Linked DNA regions of Homo sapiens: region 1 is linked to region 2. The links are chromatin loops, found by intact Hi-C in ENCODE. Cell type or tissue: PC-3. All regions are shown on one strand. Each heading gives the region's core, and the rest is flanking DNA. Links, peaks and the distances in the headings are about the cores only. Region 1 overlaps MCU (mitochondrial calcium uniporter). Region 2 overlaps CFAP70 (cilia and flagella associated protein 70).

Evidence for each region. Hi-C counts contacts between places; a loop is a spot of excess contacts. Peaks named below come from ENCODE experiments on the same cell type or tissue, not always from the same donor. Only the 100,000 strongest peaks of a DNase experiment are listed, where the experiment ranks them.
Region 1: a loop joins it to region 2, with 2.4 times the contacts of the local background. A loop is called at or near these places in 1 of 110 quality-filtered maps.

Annotation. Positions count from the first base shown.
Region 1 is chr10:72,759,574-72,767,573 of GRCh38, forward strand. All of the region lies in intron 1 of MCU (mitochondrial calcium uniporter), which reads left to right. It overlaps LOC124902450 (a long non-coding RNA gene), which reads left to right. Exons shown (of 2, transcript XR_007062189.1): 1 at 1-1,099; 2 at 3,306-7,476. Among named protein-coding and RNA genes, the nearest start is that of MIR4676, 43 kb to the left of the region's middle. In PC-3, for the core only: no CTCF peak of the experiment used is centred there; a DNase peak (open chromatin) is centred at 4,838.
Region 2 is chr10:73,259,811-73,268,461 of GRCh38, forward strand. All of the region lies in intron 26 of CFAP70 (cilia and flagella associated protein 70), which reads right to left. All of the region lies in intron 2 of DNAJC9-AS1 (DNAJC9 and MRPS16 antisense RNA 1), which reads left to right. Among named protein-coding and RNA genes, the nearest start is that of MRPS16, 11 kb to the left of the region's middle. In PC-3, for the core only: a CTCF peak has its summit at 4,237 (motif pointing right); DNase peaks (open chromatin) are centred at 2,501 and 4,321; H3K27ac peaks cover 318 bases.

The DNA.
Region 1 (8,000 bases), core at 1-8,000, 500 kb before region 2:
ATTAAGTCTATGAAATTTGTTTTAAAATAAAAACTCTCAGTACAAAAATAAATACTCTTACAGACTGAATGTTTCTTCCCCCCAAATTGATACTACAAATTTACATATTATAGGGTTGAAGCCTAACCCTCAATGTGACTATTTGGAGATAGTGGCCTGGGAGGAAGTGACAGAGGTTAAATGAAGTCATAAGGGTGGACCCCTAATCCTATAGGGCTGGTGCCTGTTTAAGAAGAAGACATGCCAGAGCTCTTTCTCTCCACCGTGTGAGAATACAGTGTGAAGGTAGCTGCCTGCAAGCCAAGAAGAGAGCCCTCACCAGAAACCAATCCTTGATTTGGAGCTTCTAGCCTCTAGAACTGTGAGAAAATAAATTTCTGTTGTTGAAGCCATCCACTCTTTGATATTTTGACAGCCTGAGCAGACTGAGATACTCCTGATGCTACATTATTTTTAAATTCTGTAAAACTTTAAATTTTTTTTTTTTTTGAGACAGAGTCTAGCTCTTTTGCCTGGGCTAGAGTGTAGTTGCGTGATCACAGCTCACCGTAGCCTCGACCTTTTGTATTCAAGTGATCTTCCTACCTCAGCCTCCTGAGTAGCAAGGACCACAGGCATATACCATGATGCCGGGCTAATTTATTTTATTTTATTTTTGGTGGAGACAATGTCTCACTATATTGCTCAGGCTGCTCTTGAAGTCCTGGGCTCAAGCGATCCTCCCATCTCAGCCTCTCAAAGTATGGGGATTACAGGTGTGAGCCACCTCACCCAGCCAAAATTTTGAAATCTTTATTCAAGAAATGGTTCCCTGAAAAACCAGGTTATAATGCTCAAAAGTCACACTTTAAGAGAAAGGAATATTTAGTGAGCACTTAACACCAGGGCTTGTTTTAGATTTATTTAAAAATATATTTTATAATTTGGTCCTCAAAAAACCCTACGTCATAAATGTTTTGGTTTTCTTTTGTTTTTAGAGAGGGTCTCACCCCGTCACCCAGGCTGAAGTGCGGTGGCATGATCTTGGCTCACTGCAGCCTCAAACTCCTGGGCTCAAGCAATCCTTCTTTCTCAGCATCCTGAATAGCTAGTACTACAGGTGTGTGCCGCCATGTCTGGTTACTTAAATTTTTTTTTTCTTTCTTTTTTTTTTTTTTTTTGCAGAGACAGGGTCTCACTGTGTTGCCTAGGCTGGTCTTGAACTCTTGGCTCAAGCAAGTCTCCCACCTCGGCCTCTCAAAGTGCTGCGATTACAGGCATGAGCCACTGTGCCAGGCCCATAGATATTTTCATTCCTATTCAATAGACAAGGCAACTAAAACCCAAGATCTTACAATTAGTAAATGATAGGGCTGAAATTCAAACATAGTCTCTCAGAAGCTTTTAAATTATGTCCTGATACCTTCTGTTTCTTCTAGTTGTACTGGACTCAGTCAAATGCCAGGCAGGATACAAAGGTTAGTGCCACCGTAGAATGTTATAAGTTGGAAAAAAATTGTAGACTTCATCTAATCTAACTTTCTCATTTTATGGATGAGAAAACTAAGGTCCAGAGAGTTAATGAAGTGACTGAAGATTAGAGCTAATTAGTGAAGTGTGAAGATCAATATTGCTAATGTTTTGCAGTCCATTTTTAAACCTGTGTAAATGCTAACCATTAGTAATGAGAAGCGTCAGAAAATGTTGAACAAAAGGTTTGAGTTGTATGTGGAACCAATCTTAAGCCACCAAATGAGCCTACATTTGTAATCTTTCTACTTTGTGTCTCCCAAAGAATGGAAGTAACAGTTGATAAGAAAGATAGGGCTGTCATATAATTTATAGACCTATTTTCATCTTGGAAAATTTATTCTGAGGTACAAAGAAAACGAAGTTATCTTATGGCCAGAATACCTTTTCTCACCTTGTCACGTGATGGTACTTTTTGGTATTTTATGATCGGCACTGCCATGCCTTCATGGGGACCTGTCTTTTTGCAAGTTCTTTCTCAACTGTGATGACTGACTTTGCCCAAATTCCAGATTTGATTAGTGGAAAGAATGATATATATGTTGATGTAAGACATTTAATTTCTTTTTTTAAAAGTATTTTTTAATTTCAATAGCTTTTGGGCTACAGGTGGTTTGGTTACAACCACCTGTAACATAGATGGTTACATAGTTTTTTGATTGTATAGATGAAGTATATAGTGGTGAATTCTGAGATTTTAGTGTACCAATTACCTGAGTAGTGTACATTGTACCCAATATGTAGTTTTTTTATTCCACACTCCCTCCTCTGAGTCTCCAAAGTCCATTATATCACTCTGTATGCCTTTGTGTACTCAGAGCTTAGCTCCCACTTGTAAGTGAGAAGATTTAGGAACGTATTTTTAGTTCTATCAGTTCCAAGATCTTTTAAGAACTATTTTATTTATCCAAAGTGATTTGTCCTTAGGCTCCTTAGGCCCCCTGAATATCTGACAAAATATATTAGTACTGGAAGTTCAGCCCTTAAATCAAGGATTTGGAAATCTTCAGAAAGTATGAAAATACCATTTTATAACCCTCTAAAATCAAAACATACAAACCTGCTAGATTAAATCAGGAAGAAAAGAAACCCTGAACAGACCAATAGCAAGCAGTGAGATTGAATCAGTAATTTTAAAACTGCCAACAAAAACAAAAAAAGCCCAGGGCCAGATGGATTCACAGCTGAAATCTACCAGACATTCAAAGAAGAATTGGTACCAATCAATCCTAGTGAAACTATTCCAAAAGACTGAGAAAAAGGGAATCCTCCCTAAATCATTCCTAATGACAATACATACTATGATTTTAAAAAATAGATGGTATTTGATATAATAGAGGAACAGGGATTTTTTTTTTTTAAACTACATACATGCAAGTTCCATGGAAAGACTGGGTCACAGTGAATCCTTGTCTTGTTAATAAAAAGAGGCATGTGAGAAGTAGTAAACTGGAAGGACTGGTGAGGAAATGTGAAAGGAACTCATATTGCCAATTAAGATTCTGGATTGAAGAAAAATGTTTTAATTATACTAATAGAATCTTTTTAATTATGAACATGTGTCAGTTCTAAAATACTATTGAGCACCTCTACGTACAGGAACTATGCTAGGTACTGGGAATGCAGTTTTAAGTAAGATAGATTTTCTGCCTTCGATATTGTTAAGGTTTAGTCAGGAAGCAGGCACAGATAGTGATAGTATAATGTCATAAAACTGTTCCCCAGTGTATTAGGTGTTTTTTTTTTCCTGCAGTAATAAATTAAAATAACAAATTTATTATCTTGCATTTCTGTAGGTCAGAAATCTGACAGAGGTCCCACTGGGCTAAAATCAACGTGTCTTCAGGGATGTGTTCCTTTCTGGACCTGTGAGAGCAGAATCTGTTTCCTTGCCTTTTCTGGTTTCTGGAGACTACCCACATTTCCTTGGTTCATGATTTTTTTCTCCATCTTCAAAGCTAGTGTTTTCTGTTCCTTTCAGGCTGCCATCTCTCTGGTTCTCTGGAGCTGGAACAGGTTTTCTGATTTTAATTGATTAAATAACTGTGATTAGATTGTGCCCACCTGGATAATCCTGGGTGCAAACTTTTTCATTTTTACATCAAAGTCCTTAGCCACATCTGTAAAGTTCCTTTTGCCACGTAAGGTAACATATTCACTAATTTTGAGGATTAGGGCATGGACACATTTTGGGGTCCTTATTTCACCTACCATACTAAGGAAATATCAAAGAGTCTGGCACCTAACCCAGTTTAGGAGCCCAGGAAAAGCTTCGAGGAGCAGATCAGCTGGGTCTCAAACTGGGTGAAGCGGGAGTATGAGTGGCTGCTGGCTGGGTGTCAAATGAGTGAGGGAAAGGCATTTGAGCTAAGGGGAGCTACATGAGTATATATAGAGGTGTGAAAAAGAATGGGTTTTAACATTAATTTTTATTTTTTAAAGAATCACAAATCAGTAAAAATGTAGTATGAAATGGTAGCTTGGGGATGAGTAGGGATGGAGAGAAAGGTTTGATTATGGTGGGACTTTGCATACTGTGCTTTACAGCTTCAGTTTATCCTGTAGACAGTGGCATGACATTGAAGGATTTGAAACTGGCGAGTGACTTGATTAGATTTCACTTTAGGTAGATCATATTCAGCTGTCTGGAGGGGGAATAGGCTGGCGGTAAAGAGACTGAAAAGGCTTTTACTATATAGTTCAGGTATCTTTATATATAATTCAGCTGATTAAGTTTTTGGCTTAGGTGACTGAGTCATACCATCAGAGATAGGAAAATACAGAAAGAAAGCTATGAGAGGTGTAAGGTAATATTAATACTCTCCCCTTCACACTCCCCTTCCACACACACACACGCATGTGCTCAACCAAAGAATGAACCTTGATTAAAGTCAGCCTAAATTTCTATTTTTTTTCTCTAAAAGTAGCCATTTACCATCAGTAAATAAGCAGAACAGTTTAGGTTGAACTGTTATATTTTCCCTTCTTAGGAGCTGACTTTATTTCCTTTAGCATCCCCTTCACATTTACATAATGTTGACTGGACACATGTTTTGTCTTTCCTTGTCCTGTGGCTTTCAGTTCCACTAAATGATTTAAGAAATTAAGGCATTGTACAAGTCCATTCCAGTTTACTTTCTTCTTCATTTTGCTGTGGTGATTGAGCCAGTTTCTGGCTTTCCAAATAGCCCATTATTCAATTTAATGGACAGTGTAATCTTGTCTGCAGAAGGAACTTGTTATTTGAAGATATCAGAAACATTCCAGGGACATAGTTACTGGTTGGGAGTGGAATTTGTGTGTAGACCTGGTATTAAAAAAACCTTGTGGTTTTGCAGCATTCTAATGTATTGCATACCTAGGAATTCTAGCTATTTTGAAAGATGATTCTGTGGTTGGTCCAGTAGCTAAAAGGTAACATAACATTTGAGCACATGTGCCCAAATATGTTGTTTACCAGATGAATTAAGAGTTCTTACATTACACTGCTAAAACTATAAAATGTTTAAATGGTGATTATACTTTTTCATTGGGAAGACTATGCAGTAGGGAAGAATTACAATTTGGATTTAAAGTATTACATTCCCCTAAACAGATTTGGGGTTATAATTTTAATATTTCTAATTGAGATATGGGCTGCAGTCTACTCAGAGTAACTAAGAAATGTAATTGCCATGAAGTTCTGAGTAGATGTATATGACTTTTGGCTATATTAAGAGAATAGGATTTATCAGGGAATGGTCTGAATTTCTATAGCACAAGTTAACTGTAAATACTTTGAGAAAGCCACTAAATAGATTCATTAATGACCACATATTTATAGAACAGGAAAACATACGACTTATATTGATGTGATTTTTGCCCTTATAAAGAATTAAATATTAGAGGGCCGGGAGTAATGGCTTGTGCCTGTAATCTCAGCACTTTGGGAGGCCGAGGTGGGCAGATCGCTTGAGCCCAGGAGTTCAAGAACATCTTGGGCAACATGGTGAACCCCATCTCTTAAAAAAAAAAAAAAAAAAAGAGAGAGTTAGGGCATGTAGAACAAGAGTTTTAATGAAAAGATTTTTGTGTTTTGGCCCTTAACCTCGGTCTATAAATTCAGTTGTTGATAGCATAGTGCAGTTAATTTACAACTATTTGATTGTTTAGAAATGTATTAATTAAAATAGTTTTGCCCATAAAATGTTGCAAAATCTATAAATGGTTTCGTAAGAAGTACTATAAAAGAGGAGATGATAGAAGAGGGTAATGAGTAGAAGGGAAAGGTTTTATTAGCCTTTTGTTCTTCTTTATGCTACCTCCTTCTATAAAGTTGTTATTTCCTAGGTCATGTTTTATATTTCAAAGATTATTATTTTAATAATCTGTAGGGCTTTCTATTATAGATATTATTAAGGCAAATACCTCCAGGAAGAATAAGCAATAAGTCTGGGCATGGTGACTCACACTTGTATTCCCAGCATTTTGGAAGGCAAAGGCAGGAAGATAGCTTGTGCCCAGGAGTTCAAGACTAGCCTGGATAACATAGCAAGACTCCATCTATACAAAAAATAAGAAATATAGCCAGGCATGGTGGCACGTATCTCTGGTGCCAGCTACTCCAGAGGCTGAGGCAGGAGGATTGCTTAAGCCCAATATGTTGATGCTGCAGTGAGTTATGATCTACACTCTAGCCTGGGTAACAAAGCCAGACGCTGTCTCAAAAAAAAAAAAAAAAAAAAAAGAAAGAAACTCGACAGAATAAAAACAATTCAGATGACTATTTTCTTTTATTTTATTTTCTTTTTCTTTTTTTTGAGTCAGAATCTTGCTCCCAGGCTGGAAGACATGGAGTGCAATGGCGAGATCATAACTCACTGCAGCCTTGACCTCCTAGGCTCCACTGATCTTCTTGACTCAGCCTCTTGAGTAGCTGGGACTACAGGCATGTGCCACCACACCCAGCTAATTTTTAAATTTTTTGTAGAGATGTGGGGGTCTCACTGTTTTGCGGGCTAGTCTTGAACACCTGGCCTCAAGCAGTCCTCTCACCATGGCCTTCCACAGTGCTGGGATTGCAGGCGTGAGCCACCATGACTGACTGTTTTTCATTTCTTGACATTCATATCAATTGGAATAAAGTTAAGAGAAAGTTGCAAATTTCAAGTACCTTTTGTGTGGCTCTTTTTTCTTGTCTTTCTTTTTATAGTATAAGTATGACAAGACTAGATTTTCTTGAATCTCAGATTAAACCCAACGTGTCTTAATTAGCATTAGCAATTTATGGCAAAAGTCAAGGTTTGCCACAGTCTCTGCAGTTCAGATATCAGCTTTTCTTTTAATGGCCTTTATATATTGCTAAGTACAAAATATGCAAGAAAAAGACAACCTATGTTTATTCATTACACATAGATCATTGAAGTCATGAATTAGAAATCTGTACCTTAGAGCTGCTTGGACTACTAGAACCCTTGAATATTTTTCAATTTTACCTTTAACTAAAAAAAATTCCTTTCTCATCTGTACTTTAGGAGATTGCAGAATCTTGTGGCGAGGGTATTAAAACTGACCATTCAAAGTCATAGCCCATTTCTTGGTACTTGCATTTCTCTCTGTGTAAAATTGGTACTTCATAGCCTTCTGATCCTGTATTTCTGATACTTATTGATCAATTATGATTGAAAGCCAGGTTGTTTAACGCTCTGTCAGTCTTCAAATGAACTTTTATTTATTAAACTGTTTATTCCTTCTGATTTAAATAAATTTCATTTCCCAAAGATGAGTAGGTATGAAAAATAATACTCAGAAGAGATTGTTCTTGTGGGGAGAACTGCTTCTACAGGATCTAGCTTTGATTTTGTATCTTTCAATCTTTTTAAAATCAACTTTAACGAATTTAAACCTATTTTAAGTGTACAAGTAATAAGTTTGACAATTGTATGTGACTTCTACCACAATAAAATATAGAACATTTTTATCATTCTATAAGTTCCCTTGTGCTGCTTTGCAAAGTTACCTGTCTTCTGTCATTAAAAATTAGTTTTAGAGTCTGTATATAAGAATTATGATTTATTTGTCTTTTCGTTATTTTGTGAAAAGGATGATTTCATGTCTTTTTTTTTATTTTAATGGATTACTTTGGTTTAAGACTTCAGGAGTTTCCAAATTAAAATAATTTCCTTTCTGCTGTCTGTCATGATCTTCTCGTTTCTGAAGTTGCCTAGGAAAGGTCTTAGCTGCAATTCATAGTTAAGAAAACTGAGACACAGGTATTATAGAGGCTCAGAGATTACATAGGACTATGTGAGTTCTTGCTTGTTGAAAAAGGACTCGGAAGTCTTGTGAGGAGAATGAAAATATTTTGATTTGACTATATTTATGGTTTGTAATATCAAATAGGTTCATTTCAGCTCTTTTGTATTTAATTTAATTTAATTTAATTTAACTGTGTTTTAATTTTTTTTGTAGAGATGAGGTCTCACTATGTTGCTTGGGTTGGTCTTGAACCC
Region 2 (8,651 bases), core at 345-8,344:
GCTCGAGCCCATGTGTTTAAGACCAGCCTGGGCAACATGGTGAGACTCTGTCTCTACAAAAAATGAAAAAATTAGGCATGGTGGCACACATCTGTTGTCCCAGCTACTTGGGGGGCTGAGGCAGTAGGATCATTTGAGCCTAGAAGGTCGAGGCAGCAAGTAAGCTGTGTTCCTGCCACTGCATTCCAGCCTGGGTACCAGAGCAAGACCCTGTCTCAAAAAAAAAAGAAAAAAAAAGGACTTAGATCTTAGATTGTTAGGGCTGGGCACAGAGGCTCATGCCTATAATTGCAGCTCTTTGGAAAGCTGAGGCATGAGGATTACTTGAGGCCAGGAGTTCAAGACTAGCCTGGGCAACATAGTGAGACTCTGCTCTACACATAATAAAATAAATTATCCAGGAGTGGTGGTGCATGCCTGTAGTCCCAGCTACTCAGGAGGCTGAAACAGGAGGATCCCTTGAGCCCAGGATCGTCCCACTGCACTGCACTCCAACCTCAGCAACAGAGCAAGACCCTGTCTCTTAAGAAAAAAACTTAGGTCTTTAAACCAGTTGGAATTGTGTGTGATGTGTGAGGTAAGGAACTAATTTTTTTTTTAATATGGATAGTAGCCAGTTGTCCCATCACCATTTAGTGAAGAATCCATTTGTTTCTCATTTTGCAGGTGCTATATAGTGTCTTTATAAAAAAATAGCTATATTAAGGCATAACTTACATACCATAAAATTCACTAATTTTAACGTTATGTTGTGCAAGCATCAGCACAATCCAGTGTTAGAAGACTCCTGTTACTCCAAAAAGTTCTTTCATGCCTGTTTGCAGTTACTCTCCATCCTCACCTTTAGCTCCAGGCAACCATTGATCTATTTTCCTTATTTCAAATAAATAGAATCAAATAATATATAGTCTTCTGTGCTTTGCTTTTTTCACTTGCCATAATATTTTTGACATTTATCCATATTGTTACATGAATCAGAATTTCATTTTAACTGCTGAGTAGTACTCCATTGTATAAATATTCCTCATTTTATTTACCCATTCACTGATGGACATGTAAAATGTTCCCAGTTTTGTGCTATTATTAAATGCTGTGATAAAAGTTCATATACAAATTTTTGTGTGGACATATGTCTTCATTTCTCTTAGCTAGATATAGAGAAGTAGAATTGCTGGCACATATGGTAAATATGTGTAACTTTTTAAGAATCTGACAAACTGTTTTCCAAAGTGGTTGTACCAATTTACAACCCTACCAGTAATGTACGAGGATTCCAGTTTATCCACATCTTTGTTAATACTTGGCATTGTCTATCTTTTTTTTTTTTTTTTGAGACAAGATCTCATTCTGTCACCCAGGCTGGAGTGCAGTGGTGCCATCACAGGGGCTCACTGCAGCCTCAACCTTCCAGGAAAAGGTGATTCTCTCATCTCAGCCTCCCAAGTACATGGGACTACAGGCACATGCCACCACCCCTGGCTAATCTTTGTATTTTTTTGTATTTTTTATTTACTGTATTAGTCAGTTTTCATGCTGCTGATAAAGACATACCAGAGACTGGGCAATTTACAAAGGAAAGAGGTTTAATTGGACTCACAATTCCAAGTGGCTCGCGAGGCCTCACAATCATGGTGGAAGGCAAAGAGGAGTAAGTCACGTCTTACGTGGATGGTAGCAGGCAAAAAGAAGCTTGTGTAGGGAAACTCCCATTTTTAAAACCATCAGATCTTGTGAGACTCATTCACTACCAGGAGAACAGTGCAGAAAAGAGCCACCCCCATAATTCAATCAGCTCCCACCTGGTTCCTTCCACAACAAGTGGGAATTGTGGGAGTTACAATTCGAGATGAGATTTGGGTAGGGACACAGCCAAAATATATCAGATGGGGTTTCACCATGCTGTCCGAGCTGGTCTCAAACTCCCAGGCTCAAGCGATTTGCCTGCTCGAGCCTCCCAAAGTGCTGAGATTACAGGCATGAGCCACCATGCCTGGCCTATCTTTTTGATTTAAGCTATTCTAGTGGGTGTGTAGTGCGGTGTCAATCTGCATTATTTTAAGGGGTATTTTAAAATTTTTTGGACATAATTTCAGATTAAATAAAAGTTACAAAATCAGTTCTCTCTTCTCTCAGGAAAGAATACATGTACTGTATACATATTATATATATGTATACATATGTATATATGTATACATATGTATATATGTATATATTATATATGTATATATGTATATATTATATATTATATATGTATATATGTATATATTATATATGTATATATATAATACATATACAGTAGTCTCCCTTATCTGAGGTTTTGCTTTCCACACCTTCACTTACCCAAGATCAACCTCGGCCCACCAAGATCTGAAAATATTACATAGAAAATTCCAGAAATAAACAATTCATAAGTTTTAAATTGCACACTGCTATTATGAAGAGCCTGATGAAATCTTGTGCCATCCCTCCCAGGATGTGAGTCATCCCTTTGTCCAGCATATACCCACTGTAGACGCTACCTGCCAGTTAGTCACTTCATAGCCCTCTCCGTTATCAGATCAGCTGTCATGGTCTCACAGTGCTTGTATTCAAGCCACCCTTATTTTACTTAATAATGGACTCATAGCACAAAAGTAGTGATGCTGGCAATTTGGATATGCAAAAGAGAAGCCATAAAGTGCTTCCTTTTCATGAAAAGGTGAAAGCTCTTGACTTAATCAGGAAAGAAAAAAAATGTATGCTGAGGTTGCTAAGATCTGTATAATGAACTTATCTTTTATCCATGAAAATGTGAAGAAGGAAAAAGAAATTGTGCATATTTAGTAGCACCTGTGGGCTATTAGAAAAAAATTTTTAATAATTATTTTAAAAAAGAAATTCGTGCATGGTATATATAGGATTCAGTACTATCCTTTGTTACAGGTATCCACTGGGGGGTCTTGGAACATATCCCTGGGGAACAAGGAGGGATTACTGTATGTGTGTGTGTATAAAAGTTAGAAAAATATAGAAAAGTTAAAAATATGTAGAAAAGTTAAAGTATATATGTGTGTGTTTATCTACATAAACACACACCTAACTCTTCCTGAACATTTGCAAGTAAATTAGAGATATGATTCAATTTTAATACTTCAGAGTGTGTTTTCTAAAATCAAGGATATTCTCCTCTATAACCACAGTACAATTATCACAATCAGGAAGTTAGTATAGATAGAATACTATTATCTAATCTATAGACCTTATCAAGATTTTTCCAATTGTTCCAATAATATCATTCATTCATTTCTTCATTCACTCATTCATTTATTTGAGACAGGATCTTGCTGTATCACCCAGACTGGAGTGTAGTGGTGTGAACAGGTCACTGCTGCCTCGACCTCCTGGGCTCAAGCAATCCTCCCACCTCAGCCTCCCAAGTAGCTGGGACTACAAGTGCCATCATGCCCAGCTAATTTTTTTAATGTTTTGTAGAGATAAAGTCTCACTATGTCGCCCAGGCTGTTCTTAAATTCCAGGGCTCAATTGGCCTCCCAAAGTGCCGGGATTACAGGCATGAGCCACCACGCCCAGCCCAATAATGTCTTTATGAGAAAATAAATCCAAGATCATGCATTGTATTTATTATTTATGTCTCCAGTTTCTTTTAATCTGGAATAGTTCTTGAGTCTTTGTGTTTCGTAACACTGGCATTTTTTAAAAATAGAGCACTATTTTGTAAACTATTCCCCAATTCATATTTGTCTAATGTTCCCTCATAATCATATCAGGTTATGAACTTTTAACAGGAATACCATAAAAATGTTCTGTTCTCAGTGCACCATATCAGGAAGCACAAGCTGCTTATCTCAATACTTGTGATGTTAACTTTGATCATTTATTACATTGCTATCTGCCAGGTTTTTCTACTCTAATGTTACTATTTTCCCCTTTGTAATTAATAAGTATCTTGTGGGGAGATACTTTGAGACTATGAAATATTTTCTTACTCCTTGAACTTTTCAACCATAATTTTAGCATACATTGATGATTGTCCACTGAATCTATTATGATGGTTTCCAAATTGCGATTTTCCAATTCCATCATTCTTCATACATTTAGCAGTTGGCCTTTGACTGTAAGCTTTCCTTTCTCTACCACTTATTTGTTTAATTATATCACTGTGGGCTCATAGATTCTTATTTGTAATCCTTTTCTACAAATTATTTATTTGGATGCTCAAATTATCCTTGTTTTAGCCAGCAGGTGTCCCCACTTCAAGCTAGTTTCTGTTTGTTTTATTTTTTCCCTATGCTGTTTTGATATGTGCCAGTCTTTCTTTGAACATTTTTTACTTTCTGACTCAACAAGATCTCAGACTCATCTTTTACTTTCCATGCACTAGTTCTGGAATTTTGGCCATCTTCCAAGAAGCCTCTGGTCCCCCCACAAACCCTTTCCTTCTAAACTGGACAAATGCCCTAGTTTCTTAAATGGATTTAGAAACCAAGACCTGAGCATTAGATGTGCTTATGCCCCCTGCCACCACTATTTATTTTTGAGACACAGGTATTTAGACACATATGAATATATTTCTATAAATACACATATATTTCTATATACCTATTTATACCTGTATCTATTTAATCTATCAAACAATGAGCTCTTATCAGTATCTCCCATTCTAATCCACCACTACAAGGTCATTCTATCCTTCTTGTTTCCACATTTGTAACTTCCTTTGAAGCACAGTGAAAAATGTGACTCCCATTATCCACAACATAATTATTTGTTAAATCATAGAATACCTAGTAATTTCAGAACTGCTAACTCATGACTTTGCAAAAATGAAGCCTAAAACTATACTCTAAAATGTGTATAAAGGTTTTTTCTCTTTAGCCTGATATATAGTATGTATTAGTCTACATTGCAAAGAATGTTTTCAAAAGTACCATGAGTTAATTATTTTTCTGCATTGTCAGTCTAATTACGTTATTCATTTGAAATACAATTTTATTTGGTTTTGTTTGTACGTAATTATGTGGTCTCCCCATTTCTTGCTGATTTTCTTTTTTAAAAAATATACGAAACATTAGCATTGTCCCAAAAGTCAGAACTCTACAAAAAGGGACATCACAGTGTCATCCCTCTCATTTCCTCCCTCCTCTACCCATGCCCACTCATGTCCTGTAGAATCTACTCTCATTAATCTCGGTTTATCCTTCCTCTGCTTCTTTTTGCACTAAAGAAGAGATTCGGCCGGGTGCGGTGGCTCACGCCTGTAATCCCAGCACTTTGGGAGGCCGAGATGGGCGGATCACGAGGTCAGGAGATCGAGACCATCCTGGCTAACACGGTGAAACCGTGTCTCTACTAAAAATACAAAAAATTAGCCGGGCGTGGTGGCCGGCGCCTGTAGTTCCAGCTACTGGGGAGGCTGAGGCAGGAGAATGGTGAACCTGGGAGGCGGAGCTTGCAGTGAGCCCAGATCGCGCCACTGCACTCCAGTCTGGGCAACAGAGAGACTCCATCTCAAAAAAAAAAAAAAAAGAAGAAGAAGAAGAGATTCATGTATATTTTCTTCTTTTTCCTTCTCTCTTATACAAAAGGTGGTATAATCTTGCACTTCACTTTTTTTACTTAATAATATAAACTGAAAATCATTCCACATCAGTTCATAGAGATCTTCCTCATTATTTTTATTCAGGGGCATAGTATTCCATTATGTGAATATACTATAGTTTATTTAGACATTCTCCCATGTTTAATAAATGAACTCCATTTAGGTTGTTTCCATTATTTTGCAATTGCAATAATGCTGTAATTAATAACTTGCGCACGCTCATTTTCAAATTGCTAGAGGAAGCGCATCATGGTAAATTTCTAGAAAACTCCAATTACTTTTAAATACCATCTACTCAAAACCTAAGTTTCCATATATATGTCAGTCTATTTCTGTCTGCCAATTGTTTCACTTACCTACTCTTACACTAATAGCACTCAGTGTTAATTGTTGCAGCTTCATAATAAGGCTTGATATTTAATAGGAAAGCCACTCTTACTCTTTCTTTCATACTGTCATAGCTATTTTTTTTTTTTTGGTCTTTATTCAACCAAGTGAATTTTAGGATTTATCTCATCAAGTTCCTTGAAAATATTATGTTATTATTTTTATTGGAATTGCCTTAAACTTAGATATTAACTTAGGGAAAACTTTCATCTTTATGTCATCAGAACTTCCTGCCCATGGACATGGTATATCTTTCTATTAGATTTTCTTTTACAATAAAGTTTTATGATTTTCCCCACACAGGTCTTGAATGGGATTTTAAAAATCAGACTTTCAAATTGATTGTTCCTGATTTTGATGACATTGATTTTTATATTGATTTTTATCCAGCAACTTTGTCCATCCACTTCTTTGCGTTAATCTTCATTGACTAAATTTATATTATTCAAAAGTCAAAAGGATATAATAAAGCATACAATGAGTTTTGCTTCCACCCGTCTCCCTATACACCCTGTTCCCCAATGACTGCCCTGACTAGTAACCATCATTGTTAGTTTTTTATCTACCATTTCAGTAGTGAACTCTTTTATTACATATTTCAGTTTGCTTGTAGATTTTCTTGGGTTCCTACCTAATCCTTTTACCTTCAGTTTCTTTTATGTGTGTATGTATATGTGTTATTGCCTTAATGGAACCTCCAGTATAGTTTCAAGTAGAAGTGACGATAACATTTTCCTTATCTTGTTCCTGACTTCAAAAGGAATGCTTCTAACTTTTCACCATTTCATATAATAGTTTAGATTTTGGGACATGTAGTTTCAGATTTTAAAAAAGCTAGTTTGCTTTTTTAAAAAGTCATGAATGGGTGTTAATTTTAGCCAATGATTTAGTTTTTAAAATAATTAATAGAATAAGAATAGCCTATGATTTTAATTTAGTCTCCATTTTGCTGCTAATATTATTTGTGTCTTTCCATTTTAAACAAAATTCTTAGTCATGCAAGAGGTTTGTCTGTTCACTAGTCTCTGCAAAAAACAGCTCATAATTTTGTTAATCCTATTATGTCCTTGTTGAAATTTTCATTTATTTCTACTCCTTATCATTTTCTCAATTATCATTTCTTTGAGTTTCCTTGCTTTCCCTTTACTACTTTATTTATTTAAAAATTAATTCATTGATTTTCAATCTTTGTTTCTAACATATGTATTTAAGGCTATAAATTACCCTCTATTTATTGCTTTAATTTTATCCCATAATTCTAATATATATTGGCTTTGTTTTTATTCAGCCTCATTTCAGTTATGTACTGAAGTATAACAAACCAACCCAAAACTTAATGGCTTAAAACATAATATGTTATTTCTCAAAATTCTACAGGTAATTTGGGCTGTTTTGCTGGTTTTCCCTGAGATCACTCATGCAGCTGAGGTCATATGACAATTTGGCTAGGACTGAAGGATCCAAGAAAACCTTACTCAAATAGCAGTTAATGTTGGCTGTTGGCTGGAGTGGTTCAGTTCTCTTCCATGTGGACTACTATAGCCTTCTATAGGCTAAACTGGGCTTCTTCACAGCACAGTGGTCCCAGAGTTTCAAGAGTGGTAGCTGAAGGCTTCTAAAAGCCTAACCTCTGAGAATTCACACAATGTCACTTGCACCATATTCTACTGGTCAGGGAAAGTCACAAGTTTAGCTTAGATTCAAGGGGGTGGAGAAATGAGAAAGAGACTCCGTCTCTTGATGGGAGTGAGTGGCAACATAACATTGCAAAGGATGTGGACATGACAGCATAATTAAATGGGGATCATTATTATAAAAATCTACTATAAGGCCTAATTTTCTACTGCTGTGTATAACACCCATTTATCATATCACATTTTCCATAGATCAGAAGCCTGACATTATTCAACTAGTTCTTTGCTTAGGGTCTCACAAGGCCAAAATCAAGGTGTCATCTATGCTGAGTTCTTATTTGCAGGCTCTGGAGAAGAATGTACTCCCAAGCTTATTCAGTTTGTTGGTAGAATTCAGTTCTTTGTGTTTATAGGTTCCTATAAGGTCCCTGTTTCCTTGCTGGCTCTCAGCAGGGGCTGCTGTTAGCTTCTAGATGCCACCCACATTCCTTGACATGTGGTCCTTCTCCATATTCAAGCCAGAGATGCTATACTGAATGATTCTTATGTTTCAAATCTGACATCCTTTCTGCCCCCACCACCAGAGAAAACTCTCTGCTTTTAGAAGACTTACCTGACTGGGTCAGGTCCACCCAGATAATCTCTGTATTTTAATGTCAACTGATTTGGTATTTTATTTACATCTGCAAAATCATTTTACAGCAGTACCTACATTAGTGTTTAATAGATTAATCTTAGGGGAGGGGGCCATCTTTAGAATTCTACCTAGCACAAAAGATTTCATATTTGAAGTGTCACAAGGTTTCTTCATTGACTTATTAATTAATTACAAGCATGTTTTCAGTTTCCAAAGGTATATGAGTCTTTTGGGCTTTATTTTGGTTGTTGATTTATAATTTTACTGCCATGTGATCTGTATGTATTTGTTGAACCCCTCTTTCTGGTTTTGCATGTGGTCAACCTTTATACATAACTCATTTGTACTTGAAAAGAATATGTGTCCTCTCATTGTTAAGTGAAGAGTTCTACAT